2 separate regions of the Homo sapiens genome follow, and region 2 is linked to region 1. Evidence: chromatin contacts called from ENCODE Hi-C or POLR2A ChIA-PET data. All regions are on one chromosome and are shown on one strand. Each heading gives the region's core, a stretch centred on a gene start or an enhancer-like site at or near the end of the contact. The rest is flanking DNA. Distances are from core to core; before and after follow the strand shown. Region 1 has its middle 17 kb from the start of MIR31HG. Region 2 has its middle 11 kb from the start of IFNA2.

What was found. A loop is a pair of places that touch in the nucleus more often than their neighbours do. ChIA-PET counts read pairs that join two places held with the same protein, here RNA polymerase II (POLR2A). Pooled maps may share reads with other maps.
Region 2: a loop to region 1 is called in a map of pancreas, with 4 times the contacts of the local background. The contact joins two enhancer-like sites. A Hi-C loop is called at or near these places in 1 of 168 maps with a recorded cell type or tissue (pancreas) and 2 of 50 pooled maps. POLR2A ChIA-PET finds 5 or more read pairs at or near these places in 1 of 52 experiments (PC-3).

What each region holds. Positions count from the first base shown.
Region 1 is chr9:21,574,551-21,578,772 of GRCh38, reverse strand. No RefSeq gene overlaps it. Among named protein-coding and RNA genes, the nearest start is that of MIR31HG, 17 kb to the right of the region's middle. RefSeq lists a silencer at 1,744-1,793. Within about 2 kb of position 2,017, at least 10 of the 41 ENCODE cell types and tissues checked have a DNase peak (open chromatin) inside an H3K27ac peak, as active enhancers do.
Region 2 is chr9:21,394,511-21,398,732 of GRCh38, reverse strand. It overlaps the pseudogene IFNA11P. Among named protein-coding and RNA genes, the nearest start is that of IFNA2, 11 kb to the right of the region's middle. Within about 2 kb of position 2,468, at least 2 of the 41 ENCODE cell types and tissues checked have a DNase peak (open chromatin) inside an H3K27ac peak, as active enhancers do.

The sequences.
Region 1 (4,222 bases), core at 768-3,267:
ACTCAAATGGTATATGTAAAATAAGCTAAATTTTTAAGGCTTCTTTGTAATTTTTAAAAATCACAAACAATATTAAAATTCCAAGTAGATTGGGATGCATACTCACTTATAAGAGTTATGACAAAATGAGGATTAAAATATTTATATACAAAAGGATTACACAAATTTAGAAGAAAATCAGTAAGACCATCCTGCATAAGAAAGATGAGAACTGACAGTTAACAATAAAGAAAGATAAATGGCTTAATAAACATTGTAAAATCTTTAACATCACTAACAATTAAAAACAAAAGTGAAGACAATAATGCAGTTATATTTTCTCCAATTAAGCAGCAAGGTTAATTTTTTATTTTTATTTTTTTAATGCACAATACAGGTAGAAGTGTAAATTAGCCAACAAGTTTTGTAAAGCAGTGTATAAATATGTATCAAAGAAGCTTTAAATATGTTTCTAGAGTGCTAATCTAAGGAAATACTCTGAAATGCAAGTAAATATTTAAATATAAAGGTATTCTTTGAAAATATTCTTTTATAAAGTAAAAAACCAGGAAATTCAATGTCCTCAAATAAGAAGCACATATGAAAACCATTTAATATGCTGGAAAATAAATTCTTGTGACCTAATAATAATAGTTATAAAACAGGCTATATAAAACTACATGACAGTATGATTTCAACCATGGAAAATGATACTTAGTGAAAGATGTCAATAGCAGTGATAACAATGGTTATCTATGCTTATTTCAATTATTTTTACTTGCTTCACTTTGTTTTTCTGTATTTTCCAAGTTTGCTGTCATCATTAGAAAAAAATTATAGAAGAAAAGAGAAAAACCAGAACAAAAGCAAAACTCTCATCATATAGGCTCAATTAGATGCAGAAAGAGAAGAGAAACTTAATGCTGGGCATCTCAAGTTGACGTGAGTTTCCTTTGTGGTCCAGCTTCTGTATAGCATATCTAGCATCAAAAATCCAACCCAAACCAGGTATTGATTTTAGTCGACCACCAGATCTATCTGATACAAAACAGAATGACAAAGTGACCATCCAAGTAAATACATCATTAGGATGCATCAATCTAATGTCCAGAACAAAGGAGGTGATGGCTCAGCCTACTGTGGACTCACCAGCCCCTGTCTGGATGGTATGGTTAGCGCTGTGCACCTGAAACAGAATGGTGAATAACTACAGTCTGTCCAGAAGAGGGTAGCCATAATGGCAAAATGTCTTGAAACCCTATGACATTGCTGCTTAAAACTCCTCCCTGTTTTTTTATTATTTTTGGAAAAATGTCCCTAAGTCTACAAAACCCAGCTTCATCTGGGAAGACCCTCCCTGACTCAAAAGTCTATTCATGCAGTTTTTGTTTCAATTCCTTCTATAGATCAAGTTACTCCTCACTTCAAAACTTAGAATCCCCTGGCTCGTACTTTGAATTATTTTTTGAATGAAGGAATGAATTCTGTAAAGCCTGTCTGTATATTTTTATGATCACCCTCCCCTTCTACATCTTAATTTCTACATAATGTTTAGAAAATGAGATTCTAAATCTGAAAAAGAGAAAACAGGTGGGAGAGGAGGGGATATGATTCCTTCTGTTTAACTCCATTAACTAGAATTAAGATTAATTACAGTTCTAAAACCATAAGGAAGAACGTTCTAAAAACTACATTTAAAAACTAGTATTGGTGCAAGGAACTCCCCTGTATGAAGTGTGTGCAAGTCATATTTGAGCATAAGCATGGGTTGGAGTTATCATAAAGGGGATTTTTCTGTCAGGTAGCTGAGTTTCATTACTCTCAAGAAATTACTTCAAAGTACGTGATTCTGTGACTTAGCAATCTCTTTGGCTATAGAGGCACTACATAAGGAAGAGAAGATTTAAGATGACAGGAGGCATAGAGCTAAACAAAGAAAAGCTTGGGGAAAAAAAGGAAATGTAACACTGTCTCAAAACATTTGATCTCATCATTTCGAGCCTTCTCTGAGGCTAGGGTTGGCAGGCCTCCCAGAGAAACCAAAACAAAGCAACGTAACAGGGCACCACAAAACAAAAGGGGACCTAAGCTGGGCAATGAGAAGATGAAAGCACTGTGTCCAGATTCACTGAAGAGAGAGACGAGATATGAAAGGCAGCCTTTCTCTTTAGGGTCCTTTTCAATTCACTTAAAAGCACACCTTTGAAATGAATGTCCTCAGCAGAGAGAGGGCCGTTCCCTGAATCCAGAAGTTGAGGCGTTAATTACCATGGCTAAAGGAATGTGTTGAAATGTCAGTGCAACTGCTTTCTCTATCTTCACTATCCTTAACCAAAAGTTGTGTCATCAGTCTGGAATGAGCAATGCCTGCTCAACAAACCCAGCTTTTTTCCTTCTCTTTGTATTTGCTTATTCACAGTTCAGAAATTGTCCAGTGACCTTCTTACTGTCTAACCAAGGGAATTCATATTGTTGTGGAAAGGAAAACAACTTCCATTTGGTTTGAGTGAAAGATCCACATGATGTTTCTGTTTGAGACGTGAAAGATGAAAACTGAGCTATACTGTATAGCTTAACCTTATTAAGGGGTGATTTGTTTCCCAGCTACAGTGTGGAAACTCCTTGTGAGGTAGAACACAAATGTTTTACCTTTTTTGACTGCTGCTAAAAGGTATTTATGTTTTTTGGGTGCTATGATGTTTATTGGGTTCTCACTATGTTTCAGGCAATGAGCCGAGTGATTTGTATGCATTATGTCCTAAATCCTAACAATAGCCTGGAAGTAGATCCAATTATAGCCCTTTTCACAGAAAAAGCCTAGAGCGGGTAGGTTGCTTACTTCAAGTCTACAAGCTTCTAAGAAGCAGAGCCAGTTATATATTTGAGAGTTTCATATATTTGCACATCACCTGTCCGCTGTAGTTCAGCATAAAACATTGTCATCTGCTGCTATGGACAGATAAATATCCTTCACACTTCTTGTTCATTATGACAGAAGCAGGTACAGTAAAAACAAATGATGTTCAGAGAATGGTTCATATCAACTGTATACTCTTTTTTGCTGTAAGAATTGGGAAAGGCCAAGGTGGGCGGATCGCTTGGGCCCAGGAGTTTGGGACCAGCCTAGGCAACATAGGGAGACCACAAATCTACAAAAAATTACAAAAATTAGCCTGATATTGTGCCATGTGCCTGTAGTCCCAGCTACTTGGAAGGCTGAATTAGGAGGACTGCTGGAGCCTGGGAGGTCAAGGCTTCAGTGAGCAGTAATCATACCACTGTACTCCAGCCTGGGCAACAAAGCAAGACCCTGTCTTACACACACACACACACACACACACACACACACACACACACACAAAATTGGGCAAGTATGATAGTATCAGAATTAGGAAACACATAATATTACATTTATTTTAACTTTGTTATTAAAAATTTCAAGTACATTTCAAAGTAGAGAGAATATTATAATAAAGCCCCACATATTGATCACCTAGCCTTAATAATGATAATTTTACTGTATTTCCTTTGGCTACTATCTCTTTGCTCAGTTGTTTTAAAGTAAGGTCCAGATACCATTACCTCAGCCTTTAAATTCTTTAGTATGGATCTCTAAAATTTGAAGACATTTTCTTACATACGATTCACTCCTAAGAAAATTAACAAGTTCCTTATCATGTCATACCCAGTTGGTATTTAGATTTCCCATATGTCCCCAATTTTCCACCAGTTTTTTTTTGTTTGTTTGTTGTTTTTTACAATTGTTGAAATAAGTTCTGCATGATAGTGATGAAAGGGATTTCAGAAAACTTACTTCTACAGACAAAGCAAATGTGGGATGGATTTGGAAGCAGAGAAAAATGGGATGGGTACCTGTCCAGGACTTACCACATGCAGTCTGGGAACTCAACTTAAGTCACCAACACTACTCTTAAACCCCACCTGGGTCTGAGCTTAAATGAAAAATCATAGCATGAGGATTAAAATCATAGGCTCTTTAATCAGAATGCCCAAAATTCTCCACTTACTAGCTGTGCAACCCTGGGCAAGTTAATCTCTTTGTGCCGTAGTGTTCTTCTATGTAAAATAGAAATATTAGTATTTATCTCACAGAGTTTTTGAAAAAATTAAATGAAATAATATGAAAATTAAATGACATTGAACAGTGTCTGGCATACTATATGTGCTCAATAAGTGTTAGCTGTTGTCAGCATTATCATTGTCATCATCATTGTCATCAACA
Region 2 (4,222 bases), core at 1,219-3,718, 180 kb after region 1:
TGAAAAAGAAAGTACATAGCTGCTGTGCCCAGGACATTGTCCTACCAGAAATTAAGAAGTAAAAATCAGTAAGTTATTTCTCTGTGCTAATAGGCTTATCAGAAAACTCAGAAGTTTGGAGAAGAGACTTAGACGTAAACCTCATTTTGGTCAGTTGGGTCTCATCTATTAATTTGTTGCTTTAAGCTCAATTCAAAGACTTTCCTTCTGCTTCTGTAATAAAATGTATTGAGTCATTTTTGTTAGCCTTTTTCAATAAGAAGAAATTGTATAGTACTTTTGAATATAAGGAAAGTACATTTTTAGTTTGTAACAATTACAATTTATCTCATGATACTTGTCTTCAAATTTTATTCTTTATAAACACGGTCAGCTTGCCTTTTTTTGTTTGTTTGTTTTTGCTGTGGAGTGTAGGAGGGAGTTAAATCTTAACTGTAAATGTTGGGTCTTAACTCATACTCTTGAAAAGATACAAAATGTCCATAAACCTTTAATCTGCCATCAATTTCAAAAAGAACATAAATGGTTTTATTTATTTCATTGCTTCATAAAATATTTTGAGTATATCTGTTTCAAGTAATGTACTTATTTAGTGAGTATATTGGTAAGTAAGACAAATGTATTATTTCTGTAGTGGAGCACTCTGGCAAAGCTGACAGGTCTTATAGAGTAAGTAATCGGTAGGAACCCTTTCTAGGGCTATGAAGAAGATGCACCAAACACTTTGGCAGTTTTACTAGCTGGAACTAATTCAGTTTTACTTATGTTTTTTGAAAAAGGCAGGAGGATAGCTTGAGCCCAGGAGTTCAAGCCTGCCATGGACTGTGATCATGCCACTGCACTCCAGCCTGGGCAACTTAGCTAGACCTGGACAACTTAGCTAGAAATAAAAATTAAATGTTCTTTAACCATTCACTCCATGAGTCACTCTTATCATGGTAGCTCCTTCTGAGCAAATGTGGTTTTTTTCCCCAAACACCTGCATATTCTTTCTTGTAGCCTCCTTCTACTTCTTGTGGGTTTCTTTCTCTCATTCATACCCGTGTGCCTTTCTTAAATGGGGCCAACTTCAGGCCATCATTTCTCTCCTCTCCTTGATTCAATATCTGTGATTTTACTTGTGAGTATAGATATGAGATCCTCTTTTTAGAGAAAGGGTTAATAATTATACTTGATAATTTTGTCTGTCATATATGATTTAAACTTGAAATATTGGGTCACAATCTAACCAATGTATTACAGGTGCTACATGAATGATTTCATGACGAAGAGACCTCAGGTTATCATGGTTATATGGCAAGGTTTCATTAAAATAGTTTTTATTCTCTACATTTGTTTGAGAATAAAGAACACATTCCTTGCTGCTGCCTATATTTTCTTATGGCACATTAATCCTGAATTGATTACTAATTAAATGTTTCAATGTTGCTCTGATCATGACCACCAAGGGCCTGACAGACAAATCACACAGGCTTCTTTCAGTCTTTATCAAAAATGGTGATGATGATGATAGCAACTACAAATTATTTTCCCCTCTCTGAGGGACTCATTTAATCCCCTCACTATAATCTCATTTACCAAAAAACTGCATGCTAACGGAGTGTATGTAACTAAAACAATCTAGTAAATAAAAGGCAAATCTAGGTTTCAAAACCTAGATTTTGTCAGACTCCAAACTCCACCTCCTCACCCACAGCATTACGTGTCTGTGCAAACTGCATGTACTGAATCATCACTTATTTTCTAGAAAGCCTTCCACTTTACTTATAATACACTGATGTTCCTTTATGGTCTACAATTCTCAAATTGATTACAAATTATCAGATACTTTCACCAATGTGTGCCTCACCTACAAATATGTAGATGTGTTGACAAAATGACAAGGAAATATCTTGACCATTTTATATAGTTGGCAAAATGAAATTAACAGTTGGTAATTATCTCTGAGAGTCTAAAGCGTAATCAACAAAGTTAATAATCATCATAATTATTGGTATAAAATAACCATATTTACTATGGCCCAGGTGGCTCTATATGTTGCTCAGTTAATTCTCACCGTAAGTTCACGAGGTGCGTGGGAGACAAGACCTGTGAGACTTATGACCTCTGGACCAGAGAGTGAGTTTCTTACAATTATTTCAGTGACTCCTGTAGAAAACAGAGCTAGTGGCTCTTGTGGGTGGAAAGGAGAGGATACTTATGCTTCCAATTTACATGACTATGGGAAATGATTGGGAAAATAGAAGATGACATATGCTGATGAGTGAAATGTGAAGGATGGAGGAGAGCAGAGCAGGTGAGGAGTGGCATCAGCAGAGATCAGGACACGGAGAATTTCAATCACCAGCACAGCAGTGACACTGAGCACGCGACCACTGCTAACAGCGCACAAAGCTGCCTTTGCTGTTACAAACAGCCGACAGAGGGCGCCGGACCAGCGGTAACGGACCCACCAGCGACCCTAACCCGCGGTCGCCCCTTCCTCAAGGAGACCCGCGCTTGGGGTCCGCAGAGTGGAGGCCCGGGCGCTTGGGGATTAGGGTCCGCAGGCCTCGTGAGCAGCGAGTAAACGCCGCCTTTCACGGCTCTGACTACAGAGGGAGAGCTCTACCGCCGCCTCCCCCGAGACATTTTTCTCATGGAACATTTTAGCGAGACCGTTTTACCAATGTGCCAGTGTATTGAGGGGACTGACGGCTCAAAATCAGATCGTGCCGTAGTCAGTGTTAGAGATTCAGGGCCATTTCTGCGGAGAAAGACCCGAATTCGGAGAAAGGGGAAAATCATGAACAATCAGGAAGCGAGCTTACAAAGTGCTGTCCACCTTTCAGTGGACAGGGCACCCCGGGGGAAAAGGAAAATGTGTGCCCCAATGTAGGTGATTTTATTAAGTTTTAATGGTTATTTTTTCCTACAACAAAGTAGTTGAAAAAACTGAAAACTATTAAAACACATTATTTTAAGTTTAAATATGCCAAGACCAGACTTTTTTTTTTTTTTTTGTAAGTTTCTGATTTTAATGTAGGCAAACATCAGAATATTTTCAAAATTACTTTTCTGCTTACTCATTTTCAATTAAGAACATTACCATGTTTGGCAATATCTCATGAACCAATAACTGTCTTCCTTAATTTCCACTTATAGGAACTTTTAAATCCTAGTTGTTTTAAGCAAGGGCTTTCTATGAAGCATTCAGCTTTATATGCTGTATAGTCATGGTTTTCATTGGAGAATTTTATTAACATTTTCCACTTGGTTCAAAATGTCATCCCACATAGATAAGTTGCATAAAAATGTGTAATCTCTTTGCATTAAGATGCTTTCCATTTCAGCATAATGCAGGTTTGCATTTGGTATCATTTACTGCTTAATACATATCTTAAGTGCCAATACATCGATTTTTATTTTTATGCCCTAGATATCCTTAAGTGTTTTTAATGTAGTGGTTAATACAGACATGATAATTTCCCATCTGCTAGTTGAATTCAAAAATGTAGATATACCCTTTGTACAATACTTTTAAAAAGTTATCTTAATTCACAAATGCAGATTTTTACATAAGATTATGAGCTGAGTAAGGCACAAATGTGACATAATCATTTTGGGTGGGAAATAATGGCTTTTATGCCTTTGTGTACACCTGCCACCATTGCCTCATTATCATATACTTGGCTAATGTCATTTTTATGTCCATATCATTTTCTAGTTTATTAACAATTTCATGAACTAGATATATTGAAGTTTTTCATTTTAAAAATGTCAAAACAATTGTTAACATCATTCTAAATGTGAACATAATGGACTATATATATTGTATAATCAAAAAATAAAGTATTTTGTTTTTATATTCTTTTTCAATAGTGGTTTATATCTAACATGATTACCTATAACATATGACTTATTTTGAACTTTATTTACAAATAAGACTCAGAATCTTTTGTATTACTAATTATATGAGTAGCTATACCAATATTATAATAACTGAAAAGCTCAACTAAAATTGAGAATATTCCAGAGTTTGGGCTTCTAATACTCTGGGACCTTCTAAAAGGTTAATTATTTTTTGCACAAAATAAAACAATATTGAAAATCACCTGCAAGAATTTTCTAACATTTTTGTTTCTCTGATTTTATTGCTTCTGTAAGCATCATCTAGTAACTTAGGAGATTGAAAGATTTTGTAAACTTTCTATTTTAGGAAACATGATGAAACATCAAAACT